Linked DNA regions of Homo sapiens: region 1 is linked to region 2. Evidence: chromatin contacts called from ENCODE Hi-C or POLR2A ChIA-PET data. All regions are on one chromosome and are shown on one strand. Each heading gives the region's core, a stretch centred on a gene start or an enhancer-like site at or near the end of the contact. The rest is flanking DNA. Distances are from core to core; before and after follow the strand shown.

Evidence for each region. Hi-C counts contacts between places; a loop is a spot of excess contacts on that map. ChIA-PET counts read pairs that join two places held with the same protein, here RNA polymerase II (POLR2A). Pooled maps may share reads with other maps.
Region 1: a loop to region 2 is called in a map with no recorded cell type, with 3 times the contacts of the local background. The contact joins two enhancer-like sites. A Hi-C loop is called at or near these places in 9 of 168 maps with a recorded cell type or tissue (PC-3, PC-9, ascending aorta and 5 more), 1 of 37 single-sample maps with no recorded cell type and 8 of 50 pooled maps. POLR2A ChIA-PET finds 5 or more read pairs at or near these places in 4 of 52 experiments (HEK293, RWPE1, activated CD4-positive, alpha-beta T cell and 1 more).

What each region holds. Positions count from the first base shown.
Region 1 is chr20:51,521,978-51,528,424 of GRCh38, forward strand. It overlaps NFATC2 (nuclear factor of activated T cells 2), which reads right to left. Exons shown (of 11, transcript NM_012340.5): 2 at 1,104-2,133. Among named protein-coding and RNA genes, the nearest start is that of NFATC2, 18 kb to the right of the region's middle. Within about 2 kb of position 3,999, at least 7 of the 41 ENCODE cell types and tissues checked have a DNase peak (open chromatin) inside an H3K27ac peak, as active enhancers do.
Region 2 is chr20:51,439,438-51,446,480 of GRCh38, forward strand. The region is part of intron 6 of NFATC2 (nuclear factor of activated T cells 2); the gene reads right to left. Among named protein-coding and RNA genes, the nearest start is that of MIR3194, 10 kb to the right of the region's middle. RefSeq lists an enhancer at 7,037-7,043. Within about 2 kb of position 1,339, at least 2 of the 41 ENCODE cell types and tissues checked have a DNase peak (open chromatin) inside an H3K27ac peak, as active enhancers do.

The sequences.
Region 1 (6,447 bases), core at 2,749-5,248, 85 kb after region 2:
CTACTTTGAGTCCATGTGGTGTGCAGGCATTGTATTAGGTATTCTAAGGTATGATCATCTAGAGATGATGTAATGTATATGGGAGGATGTGCATAGGTTATATGCAAATACTATACCATTTTACATAAGGGACCTGAGCATCCTCAGATTTTGGTATCCCAGGATATCACTGCACAGGCTCTATACTAAGAGATTCACATATATCATCTCATCTAATCCATTTTTTAAAAAAACACAAGGTAGGTTCTATTATTTTCTCACAGGGAGTAAACCAAGACCACAAAGGTGCTCAGTACAAAAGCGGGGCGGGGGGGTCGGGGAGGGGGAAGCTCTTGATTGATTAGTGATGTCTGCGCTAGGCACGGCTTCATAAAGGTGCCCAATGAGAAAGAGGGTGCTGACTGATTAGCAATGTCTTTCACAAGCACAGCAGCAGAAAGGCAGCAGCAGAGATGCCCGTGTTCACTCAGGTAGTGAGTGGCGGAGGCAGGACTCAAAGCGAGCCTTAAGAGACTCCAAAGCCTACGTGCTATTCTGCTATCTACATACATCTCCTCAGCTTCCCAAGACTTTAAGCTCCTTGGCTCACATATTTCTTTTTTTTTTTTTTAGGTCCTCCATATAACTGCGGCACACAGCAGATGCTAACAAACATCACTTCCTCTTATAATGAGATAGATTTTACATATTAAGGCTTGCTTTGTGCCTACCAGAATGTCAGCTCCATGAAAGCAGAAATTTTTGCCTGTTTAGTTCACCACTGTCTCTCCATTACTTATGTAACAGAATCTGCCACCTAGATGTTTGAAAAACACTTTTTGAATAAACCAGGTGCCATATGAGCAATTACATTTATCATGACTGCATCCTCATAGCCACCTGGTGAGTCAGGTACACGAATTATACCCATTTTACAGATGAGAAAAACCTGGCCCGGGAATTTAACTTCCGTCTCAGGGTCTCGCAACCAGCAAGGGGCCAAGCCAAGATTTAAATCCATTTAAAGTCAGTCTTAAACCTGACTCTGAATCCCATGCTCATAACCAGAAAACCATCTCTTAAAACTAAACCACAGAATCAATCATTTTCAAAGCCCTGCTCACCTGCAGATGGGAATGGCAGGCACCAGCGGCTTGGGCCAAGTGGGCGGAACCAGCAGGATGGATTCTGGAGCCGAGTTTCTCCTCTCGCCCTGCTCGCAGGGCCCCAGGAACTCCACGGCCGGGTAGATGTGGCGAGGCAGGCCGGCCTTGGATGGGGCGGCAGACACCGGCGAGGGGTCAGGGCTGGTCTTCCACATCTTGGGGGGGATCCCACAAGGCGAGTCCGTGGCGAGGCTGTTCAGGGCATCCATGATCACGGCAGAGCCAGCCACAGGGGGGTACCCAGCCGGGGAGCCGTGGTCCTGGGGTGCCACGTGAGATGAGGGCTGCGGCGAGGGGCTCCGGGAGCGCTGGGGTGAGGCTCCGGGCGGCAGGGCAACCAAGGCCTCGGCGCACGAATGCCTCCGCTTGGCACCAGGCGATGAGGAGCGGGAGGCCGGACGGGGCACGGGCGAGTGGCGGCCCAGGCAGCTGTCCTCGGCGAGGCTGGTTCGAGGTGACATTATTGGCGAGGTTCTGGGGGAATAATGAGCAGGGATGTTTTGAAACTGCGGACACAGGTCGTCGGGCCCGCCGTTATTGGGCGAGACGCAGGGCGAGGTGTAGGGGGAGAAGGTGTCAGAAATGAAGCTGGCAGAGGAGCCGCTGCTAGCGGGGCTCAAGCAAAGCGGCTCGCGGTAGCCCTCGAAGCCGGGCACGGGCAGGGTGAACCTCGGGCTGGCGGCCACCCCGGCCAGGGGCGGCTGCTCCACCAGGAGGCCCGCGTCTCTCATGCGGAGGGGCCCCACTGCCTGGATCAGTTCGTGGGACGGAGTGATCTCGATCCGAGGGCTCAGGCCCGAGGCCCCTGCTGGCTTGGCCGCGCTCAGAAACTTCTGCGGCCCTACCCTATCCGGCTCTCCGAATCGGCCGGGGGGCTCGCCAGAGAGACTAGCAAGGGGGCTGTATGGCTTGAGGCCATAGTCCAGGACATCATCGGGGTATGCGGGTCCGGAGGGTGGGCTGGCGACCTTATGTGCATTCGGCTCTTCTGGAAAGAGAAGGGGGAAGGGGGTTCTTTTTAAGCCTCAAAAACAGAACTCCCGGTGCAGAGCAATCACAGGCTGGATTTCGTCTCACGTCGTTTATTTTTTTCAAATTCCCACCATGCCAAACCCCAAGCTAGAAGCTCCGTCCCTCACCAGAAGAAAACTGAGGCCACTTTGTCCCAGGTCCCTGGAGAAGACAGGTCGAAGCAGAATGAGTTCTGGAAGACCCCTGGGCTAAGGGCCTCGAAACTTGGCTTTAAATGAAACCCTTCGGAGAAGTGCACTTTATCTCACAACCCCATTCACGCCACCATATACACCCACAACTGAAACAAAAGCCTCTCGAGTCAATACTTACCCCTGCTACATGACACCCTCAGACCCTCCCTCCTGCCTGAGTGATTTTGCTTCAACGCTGGTCACGACCCATTAGACGGATCCCCTAACCCGTCTGCGCGGTAGGTCATGACCCCTAGTTTGAAAAGCACCTATCTAGGGCCTATGGCAGCACTCTACACACATGACGTGGACGCAGGACACAGAGGGAGGCTGCGCAGACTCTGCAGCCCACAGTGCCCTGGGCTTCAATCCCAGATTTCACACCAAGTACAAGAAGTGGCTTCATTCAGATCCAGGGCTCCTGACTCATGTCTCATCTGTGTCATTTTACAAATGAGGAAACTGAGGCCCAGAGCGGGGAAAAGGCCCACCGAAAGATACGGAATTAGCAGGCTTAAAAATACCACAGGCAAGCCACTTGCCCCCCAACAGGCAGGGTCACTGCTACAGAGGTTACCTGACACCCAAACTATTAGACCCAATGGATGCAGGCCGGGCGTGGTGGCTCACACCTGGAATCCCGGCACTTCGGGAGGCTGAGGCGGGCAGATCACTTGCGGTCAGGAGTTTGAGACCAGCCCGGCCAACATGGTGAAACCCCATCTCTACTAAAAATACAAAAATTAGCCAGGCGTGGTGGCACAGGCCTGTAATCCCAGCTACTCAGGAGGCTGAGGCACAAGAATCGCTTAAAACCAGGAGGCGGAGGTTTCAATGAGCCAAGACTGTGCCACTGCATGCCGGCCTGGGTGATAGAGTGAGACTCTGTCTCAAAAATAAAATAAAATACACTAAAATAAAGATAAAACCAATGACTGCAAAATGACCTAACTTCCTCTTTTAGCGGCTGCCTAGCCCGGGCTCCTGCTGCCACCTCGAAAGGCCCTACCGCTGCAGAATGCTGTTCAAGTAGAATGTTCTATGTCAGCCACCCAAGGACACTGCCACCCATCACCTCACACTGTCATTTAATTCTCAGCCTGACCCTCTTCTAGCAGACACCCTGCCTCACTGCATCCTGTACAGGTCCAGGCACGTGGGGCTGCTTGGGAAATTCCCACGGAGTTAGTGCCACCCACCCACCCCTCACAGCAACTCCACCTCCAAGGCCCCCCACCTCATCAGAGGCTCCTCCAACCTCCCCGCCAGCTCATGGGGCGGCCTGGACTCCTTACTCTGATGCCTCACATCTGATCCATCATCAGCCCTGACTGCTCCACTGTCAGAACAGAAACTAGATTCCCAGGTCTCCCCATTCCATCGCATCCACCCTGGTCCAAGCCGCCGTCCTCTCCCATGGGGACTACTGCAGTCATCTCCTCCCTGGCCTCCCCACTTCCTCTGTGGCTCTGTCAGTCTGTTTGTCACGCAGCAGCCTTTAAAATGTCCATTCTCAAAACCTACTATAAAGGCTTCTGGACACTTTAGATGGAACCTAAAGTCACTAACGCAGCATGTGCCCCGGCCTGCCACCCACCCCCACCACTCCCCACTTCTCCCCAAGCTGAGTCAGCAACAACCCCTCCAACCTCTTCGCCGTACTTAAGCAGCTCCTGCCTCAGACGCCTTGGGTTCCCTCTGCCTGGAAACCCTCCCCGCGAGATCCTCCCACTTCCCCTGGTTCCTTCCTGCATCTGCTCAGCCCGCACCTCCTGAGATCGACCCATCAAAAAGATCCCCTCCTTCCCTTTTCCCTGCCATCTTTTCTCCACTGACGCCTGCTAACAGCTCCCGTCGCACCAGGTATCTGTTTAGGGAATCTCATTCTGCCAAACCAGGTGCAGGCAAACCACAGCCCATGGGCCAAATGCGGCCCATGGGTTGTGTTTGTAAATAGTTTTATGACAACACAGCCAGCCTATTTATTGACACAGGGTGAACAAAGCAAGCTACAGCTTGCTCCTATACTACAACAGCAGAGTTGGTAGTCTGGGAACCGAATGGCCCCCAAAGCCTGAAATATTTACTCCTTGGCCCTTTAGAGAATTTTACAACCCCACACTCGACCCAGAGCTCCGTCAGTGTTGGGCCCGTGTCACTGTGGCCCAGCATTGTCTGCCAAGCACCTACCACAGGGCCTGGCACTTGCAAGCCCCCATAAACATTTGCCGAGTGGCTGAGAGAATAAGTAAATATAAGAACCATGTCCGGGGCCTGCCAGCCAGAAACAAGCCCTCTTCCTGCTTTGGGGGACCCCAGGTGGCCACCCCAGTGAGCCTCAGCCTCCTTGTTCCCTTTCTGGGCTATCCTAGAGGAAATACTGTCCAGTTTAGCCAAGCTGATCTCTTAGGGTCCATATGGTACCCCTACTTCCAAAATGGCTCCCCACAGCTCTTAGGTAAAAATAAATGACCCCCGCCAGGCAGCCTGGCTGGGCCCTGCCTGTGCATCTACCCTCGCCTGCATTCACTCTCTCCCCTCCCTCTCTCTGAACTCCAGCCAAAGGGGAGTGTGGTGATTTTTGTTTTGTTTTTGAGGTCTTACTCAGCTGCCCAGGTTGAAGTGCTGTGGCGCAATAATAGCTCACTGCAGCCTCCACCTCCCAGGCTCAAGCAATCCTCCCACCTCAGCCTCCCAAGTAGCTGGGACTACCAGTGCACACCACCGGGCTCAGCTAATTTTTTTTTATTTTTAGTAGACAGGAGGTCTCACTATGTTGCCCAGGCTAGTCTCCAACTCCTGAGCTCAAGTGATCCTCCCACCTCAGCCTCCCAAAGTGTTGTGATTACAGACGAGAACAACCGTGTCTGGCAAAGGGGAGTTTTTAAAAGCATCAAGCTCCTTCCTGCCCCGGGACCTTGGTACTTGCTGCTCCCCCTGCCTCAACAGCTCCTCCCCTACCCACTGCCAGGCCCCCTTCTCCACAGGACTAAAGCCCATTCATGCCCATGAGCTGGGCTTAAGTACTGCATGCTTCTAGAAGGACCCCTGACCACTTGACTAGCTCAGGCCCCACTCACAGGCCCCTGCTGTGTTCTGTGCACATCTCACCATAACGACTGAGGAACTGTGGAGTGCTCCGTTTCCCTCGACCTCCAGTCTGCCCTTCCCTCGACCTCGAGATCCACCCCCACCAATCAGCAAATGCCATGAGGACTCTTGCTCCGCCATGCCCCTAAGCACTTGGAATGGTCCTGCCACTAAACAGGCCCTCAGAAAGGATGTGTTGGCTGAATGAATGAGGCAAGTTCAGAAAAGTCTACCTGGAATAAACTATTACTCAAAGATGCTAATATCCAAACCAAAAGATAGAAGGCTATAACTCTAGAGAGGGTCATTTTGTAATATCCATGAAAATTCCAAACACACGTGCCCCCGGAACCACATGTGCCCTCGGAACCAAGCAATGCTACTTTTAGAAATTCATCCTGGGCCAGTCATGGTGGCTCACACCTGGAATCCCAACCGTTTGGGAGACAGAGGTAGGAAGATTGCTTGAGGTCAGGAGTTTAAGACCAGCCTGGGCAACGTAGAGACCCCATCTCTAAAACAAAAATTTTTTTTTCATTAGCTGGGCATGGTGGCACCTACCTGTAGTCCCAGCCACTGGAGAAGCTGAGGTGGGAGGATCAAGGCTGTAGTGAGCCATGATCGTACCACCACCTCCCAGCTTGGGTGACAGGATGAGAACCTGTCCCAAAAAAAAAAAAAAAAAAAAATTCTTCCTGCAGATATACTCTCACCTGTGCAAAATGACCTGTGTATGCTTAAGATTCATTACTACAACCCTGACTGTAATCCCAAAAGACTGGAAGCAACCCAAAGCCCATCTATTGGGGATGAATTAATTCTGGCTCATTCATATGATGGGATACAGTATAGCTACAAAAAGGCCTGAAGAAGTTCTTTATGCATTGACATGGAATGACCACTGAGATTTAGTATTAGAGAAAAGCAAGCTGTATAGTGTGCACAGCATAAAAAGTGAGAGGATGTACACAAACACAGAGAGATGTACACACAATGTACACAGACAG
Region 2 (7,043 bases), core at 89-2,588:
GTTTCAGATCCCTGTGCCTTGCAGCTCCTCCATCTAGTTCCTCTCCTCTGAGTTCCAGCCACAGCAACCAGCCCTTCCTCGGGACGCCCCAAAGTGAGGCGGTGAGCCGCCACATCCCACAGCCTCCCCAGAGCCTGGTAAGTGTGGGTCACAGGGAAAGACGCCCATGGGGGGCAGGGGGAAAGTCCTGCCCTCTCCAGTGTTCTCTGCCAGGCCTTCCACAACACGCTGACTGGAACCCTGAGCCTTCCTGGCCATGTCCTGCGGCCACAACCAACTTCTGTCACCCCAGTGCTCTGCCATTTTACTCCCACGTACCCCAAATTTCGGAGCAGACACACCCAGCTTCAAATCCTTGACTACCCCCAATGATTTGTGAGACCTTAGATATGGCACGATCTCTCTCCCTGCCTCTTATCCAACATATGGAGATAATCATAGTACCCACACCTTATGGGGTCGTTCTGAAGATTAAATATGGTAACAGACCTGAGCAGGGTATTATATAAATGTTCAGGGCCGGGCAAAGTGGCTCACGCCTGTGATCCCAGCACTTTGGGAGGCCAAGGCGGGCGGATCACCTGAGGTCAAGAGTTTGGGACTAGCCAGGCCAACATGGTAAAACCCCGTCTCTACTAAAAATACAAAAAATTAGTCAGCATGGTGGCATGCACCTGTAATCCCAGCTACTTGGGGAGCTGAGGCAGGAGGATCTCTTGAACCCAGAGATGGAGGTTGCAGTGAGCTGAGAGCATGCCATTGCACTCCAGCCTGGGCAACAAGAGCAAAACTCCATCTCAAAAAAAAAAAAAAAAAAAAAATGTTCAACAGAAGATACCTGTTACGATTATGGCTAGTGGCAACAGATTATTTCAACACTGTCTTCTTTATCATTTGTTGCATATATTCCACAATGTGTCAATACTGAGAAAAACACAAGCATTTTAAAATCAGAAAATAATAAACATTTTCCAAGTGCATTTTATGATTGCAATACTTCTGCCTACAGGTTTGGGCTGGAGGGAATTTATGAAGCGACGAAGTCTGTTATGGGAGACTGCAGCATGGTGCCTGATTTTCCTTTGCTTTCCAAAGTGGGTCTTTTCACCATTAACTTTAAAAACACACACAGAGAAAAAGACCTCAGAGGAATAAGAAATCAAAACTTAAACTATGAGCCAAGGGTCCATCTTCTTTCTTTTGCACCCTTTTGGTACCAGAAGCTCCAAGGGCAGCCAAGGAATCTGGCCTGACCTGTACTTTCTCATGGAAGGTCTGCACTCGGTTCTGGACAAACAAGTCCCCAACAGGAAGTGAAAGCCCACATCCGTTGTCTTTCTTGATTTTATGCAGCACGTGCAAGACACACTCCAGGAGGCTGGTCTCTAAGGGAAGTGTGCGGTTTGCAAGGTACCTTGGGGTCATTTTCCCAGGCTCCTCCTCCCCACTCCACCCCGCATCCACGGGTGCACAAGTCCTGGGCTTTCGCCTGGAGAACCCAATAATCCCAACCTCTGAATTGCACTCCCATGGGGCAGTAGAATTCAAAACAAATGCTGATGGGGCCAGGTGTTGTGGTTCACACCTGTAATCCCAGCACTTTGGGAGGCCGAGGCGAGTGGATCACTTGAGGTCAGGAGTTCAAGACCAGCCTGGCCAACGTGGCGAAACCCGATCTCTACTACAAATACAAAAATTAGCGAGGCATGGTGGCGGGCACTTGCAATCCCAGCTACTCGGGAGGCTGAGGCAGGAGAATCACTTGAACCTGGGAGGTGGAGGTTGCAGTGAGCCGAGATCGCACCACTGCACTCCAGCCTGGGTGACAGAGCAAGACTTCATCTCAAAAATAAAAAATAAATGCTGATGGAGTTTTCTCAGCCTGATGTCACTCTGCCCAGGTTCAAGTTCTGTCCCCAAAGTTTACTCACTGTGTGGCCTTCGAGTGGCAGCTCTCTGTGCCTCAGTTTCCTCATAAGCAAAAATGATAAAGTTTGGCCAGGTTCGGTGGCTCATGACTGTAATCCCAGCACTTTGGGAGGCCAAGGTAGGTGGACCACCTGAGGTCAGGAGTTCGAGACCCACCTGACCAACATGGTGAAACCCTGTCTCTACTAAAAATACAAAAAATTAGCTGGGCGTGGTAGTGGGCGCCTGTAATCCTAGCTACTTGGGAGGCTGAGGCAGGAGAATCGCTTGAACCGGGGAGGCGGAGGTTGCAGTGAGCCGAGATCACACCATTGCACTCCAGCCTGGACAACAAGAGCAAAACTCCATCTCAAAAAAAAAAAAAAAAAGATAAAGTTAATATTACTGAACTTAAGAAGATGTGGCGAGAATTAAAATAGACAGTGTATGTGAAATGCTTAGTAAAATTCCCAGCGCATAGTTAATGCTGCTGTCATTACTATGATTTTAGAATTTGGAGTCTTGCATTGTTCTGATTCCAGTAAAAAAGAATTGAAGGGCCATCCTGACCCAAGTGCTTTGGTGGGTATTGAAGTTTTTTGCTTCATTTCATTGCATTGAATTCCTCATTGCAAATAAATAAAATGGTCATAAAAAGTATTTATTGGTAGGGGACTGGTTGAATTAATTATGGGCCACCTGTAATTAGTATGGAAAATCAGTAGAAGAGCACTGGGCAGCCCTTAGGTAGATTTGTGTTTTCTAACCTGAAAACATGACCCTGTTATATTAAAAAGCAGATTTTGCTGGGCACGGTGGCTCACGCCTGTAATCCCAGCACTTTGGGAAGCCGAGGTGGGTGGATCACTTGAGGTCAGGAGTTTGAGACCAGCCTGGTCAACATGCTGAAATCCCGTCTCTACTAAAAATACAAAAATTAGCTGGGTGTGGTGGCACGTGCCTGTAATTCCAGCTACTCAGGAGGCTGAGGCATGAGAATCACTTGAATCCGGGAGGTAGAGGTTGCAGTAAGCTGAGATCGCACCACTGCAGTCCAGCCTGGGCGACAAAGTGAGCCTCTGCCTCAAAAAAATAAAGTAAAATAAAATAAAATAAAAAGCAGATTTTAAAAAAATGCTGCAGACCAGTATGTACCGCATGATGCCGCTTTGTAAGTCTATTCTTAAGTCTGCTTAAACTTAGAAAGCCTGTGCCCCAAGCTACTCATATGGTTGTACCTCCAGGGCTGGGCCTGAATGCGTGAGGTGAGACCTTCATGCCTTTCTTCACTGATTCAAGAAACATGTAACATCACAGTGACTTTAATTTGTTTATATTTTTATTATTTTTAAATAAAGTTTGTTTTTTTTTTTTTTCTTAAGAAAAAGGCACATTGCAACTGCCTGTTGACTTTCCTGTCTCTTGGGAGCCCTCCGGGGCCACAGCCTGAGAGGGAGGCTGGGCATGGACCATCAGCTCTGACTCAGCTCCGGCACAGCTGTACCCCAGGCCGAGAGATGGACCATGTATGCCTTCCAGCCCTCCGGGGCCCCCAAACAGGGAGGCAGGGCCGAACATTCCACCCAGGCTCAAGAGAGACATGGACTCAGGGTTGCTTATGTCTACTGAGGTGGGGACCCAGCCTCTCTACCCAGCTTTCCTCCCCTGATTCCATTAGACACACTGGCCTTCTCTCTCCCTCCAACAGCCACACCTGCCTATCTCCAGGCCTTGGAACTTGCTGTTGCCACCTCTCAAGATGCTTTTCTTCAGCTCTTCTGTGACCATCCCCTTCCCATCCTTCAGGTGCAGCTCAGGGAGACCCCCCCTTCATCCTACACCATCCCCTTATAACTTTCTACTCCTCCCTTCCAGCCTGAAATCATTTTAGCTACCTATTGGTTTGCTATCTCCACCCAGCCTCAGGCTGTGAGTTACCCCAGAGCAGGGCTATAGCTATCTCATTCTCTGCTTTATCCTTAGCTCTACAGCATCTGGCACATAACAGTTGCTCAATTAATACTGGCTGAATAAACAAACAAATTGACCTCAGGATCCTCCAGTGTGCACCCTACAGCCAGGGTCCAGGAAACATCTGACCACTGACCTCTCCAGCCGCAGGACCCTGCAAGGAGGAATCACCAAGCCCTTATTACGGGATCCTTTGTGGGAATCAGCTGATGAGGAAGGAGCTGGGAATATGGGTGCAGACAAGGAATCAAACACAATCAGAGCAACACAGCCCAGACAGCATTCCCAGTGCCATTGACCAGAAGTTCCGTATAATCCACCTCCCAACCCACACCTTGGGTCTGGGACTCTGGGCAGACCTACCCCCGTGGAACAGGACTGAGAAGACCAAGTATGCTTCTACCGCTCTGGGCTGAGATGAAATAAAGGACTTCGGTCTCTTGAGCAGATGTTCAGGCAAAATTACCCCATCCAAAATTAACAAGGACTGGCAGCCGGTGTGAAAACAGCCCTTCCAAGTCTTAGTCAGAGGGGAAGAGAAAGGAGCCAACCACTTTGGGCAAAAGGGTTAGGTCTAGAGAAGACTTAGCACAACTCTGCAAGTTAAAAAAAAAAACAAAAAAAATAGGGTGGGGGGATGGCTAAAGTAACATCATAGCCTTTGTTTTGTGTTTGTTTGTTTTTGAAACAGGGTCTCACTTCATTGCCCAGGCAGGAGTCCATGGCGCGATCTCAGCTCACTGCAACCTCCACTTCCCAGGTTCAAGAGATTCTCCTGCCTCAGCCTCCCAAGTAGCTGGGATTACAGGCACATGCCACCACGGCCGGCTAATTTTTGCATTTCAAGTAGAGATGGAGTTTCACCATGTTGGCCAGGCTGGTCTTGAACTCCTGACCTCAGGTGATCCGCCCGCCTTGGCCTCCCAAAGTGCTGGGATTACAGGCATGAGCCACCACGCCCACCTGACATTATAGCCTCTGCTTTATCTTCACTGCAGAGTCAACTCCAGAAGAAAACCCCTACTAGATGCAAGAAGAATGGGCATCGCTAACCAGCCCGTTTGCTGATGTATGGCCCCTATACTTTCGTTGGTTTCCTGGTTTCTCTTTGCAGGCAATTATTTAACCCTGTGATGGAACAAAGCAGCCAGGAAGCAGTAGGGTTGGCCGTGGGTTGGGGCTGGAGTCTTAGCAGTCAGCCTGGAGGAGCTGCGGGCTCATGTCAGCACTCTGGGAGAAATGAGCAAGCTTTTGGGAGGAGGAAGGCAAATCCATCCTCACCCGGGCTGTGAGCATGCCACTGGGCTCGAGGCGAATGGGGAGGAAATCAAAGTGTCAGCTCGTGTTAGGAAACCGCACATGATGCTTCCCAGTCCTGGCCGTGCTTTTAAAAATTAGCCAAATAAAAATGGTTGAAGTCATTTCAGTCTGCTCTTTATGACTGCTAACTAGCAGAAAAACGTGTCCTCCCTGGAAGCATGGGCTTAATGAGCCCAGCAGACAGGGGTGGGGTGGGGGAGATTCAGGAATGGCCCCCCCAGCTTAGGATTTCAGCCGCCCGACAGGGTAACACTGCTCAAATGGATTTACTGAGATCTAGAAAGGAAGTCCCTTGATTCCCGAGTCTCCTGCCCCACTACTTCCTTGGTGGGCTTGCCCCAACCATCCCCCACCGGGACAACTGGTCCAGCTGCTCACTCACCTCCCAGTTTCTCCGAGTGCTGCCCCCCACCAAGTCCACTGTTCATACAGGTGGCCAGAGCACTCAAACATCAACCAGACCATGCCACTCCCCTGCTCAAAAACCTCCAACAACTACCTGTTGCTTTGGGAATTCAATCCAAACTCCTTGCCATGACTGCAGGGCCCAGCTGGGCCTGCCCCCCGCAGCACCTCTCCAGGCTGGGCTCTCACTCTCACGACGCACCAGCCGCCCGGGCCTGCTTCCCATTCCTCAAATGCCCTAAGCTCATCTCCACGCTGGGGCCTTGGCACTGGGCAGCTCCTTTTGCCTGGGACACTCTCCCAGCAGTCCTTGTGGCTCTCTCTTTCCCACCTTCAGGGGTCTGCTGAAAGCCATCTCCTCCAGCAAGAGCTCCCTGACTCCTCTATCCAGAGTTACCAGATTTAACCAATAAAAATACAGGATGTTCAGTTAAACTTGGACTGCAGAAAACAACGAATACCTTTTTACTGCAAGTATGTCCCAAACTCCTTGCCATTGTATAGAACATACTTTTACTAAAGAAATTCACTGTTTGGGATTCAAATTTGACTGCGCATCCTATATTTTCCCCCCTAACTCCACACGCTTTTCTCTCTTGGGCCTGTGACCTGGCTTCCCTGGCTTCATAGCATTTTCCCCATCTGAAAGTGTCCTGCTTATAAACAAGTTTCAGACTGTCCACTCCCAAGGGCAGGGACCTCACCTGCCATGTGTCCCCTGTGCCTGGCATGGCACTGCACATAGTAGGTGCTCAATAAACACCCGGGAAATGAACATGGAAGCACCGGGGGCTGAGTGAGTGGAGCAAGCCTGAGAGGGCACGCTTGGATGCTCAGTCAAGGTCAATCTTACACAGAGGTCGGATTTCAGCTCCTCCCCTGTCCCACCCTAGACGTGACTCTTCTCGGCCCTAAGCTGTCATCTGTGGATGATCCCCACACATTTCAGACAGCCAGCTACTCTGGGAACCAGGAAGTTGGGGTTTCAGGCCCAGCCCTCCACTGATGAACTCTGTCACCTCAAAGAAGTCTAGTGACCACACTGTGTGACTCGACTTCCCCATCCGTAAAATGGGAAGGGGAGGAAGCAGACCATGAGTTACCCTCCCTCCAGCTGCCAGGCTATGACTCCAGGAGTCTGATGGGTCTAGGGTAAGGACAGGAGAGGAATTCACCTCGCCAAGAAGGACTCTTCTCCCAGACAAGAAACCAACATGGCTCTGCCCTCTGAACCCTGTGTGAAGTCAACCAGGCTCCCAGAGTGCAGGTAGAAGGGCAGCTGATGTTTTCTGAGCACCTACTATGTGCCTGATACTTTCAGTTCCTTGATCTCCTTCTATTGCTAATACACCACCAACCCCATCTCAGAGATGGGAAAACTGAGTCCCAAGGTACATAGTGTGAGGCCAATCCAGGCTTCAGGCCGAGTCTGCTGGGTG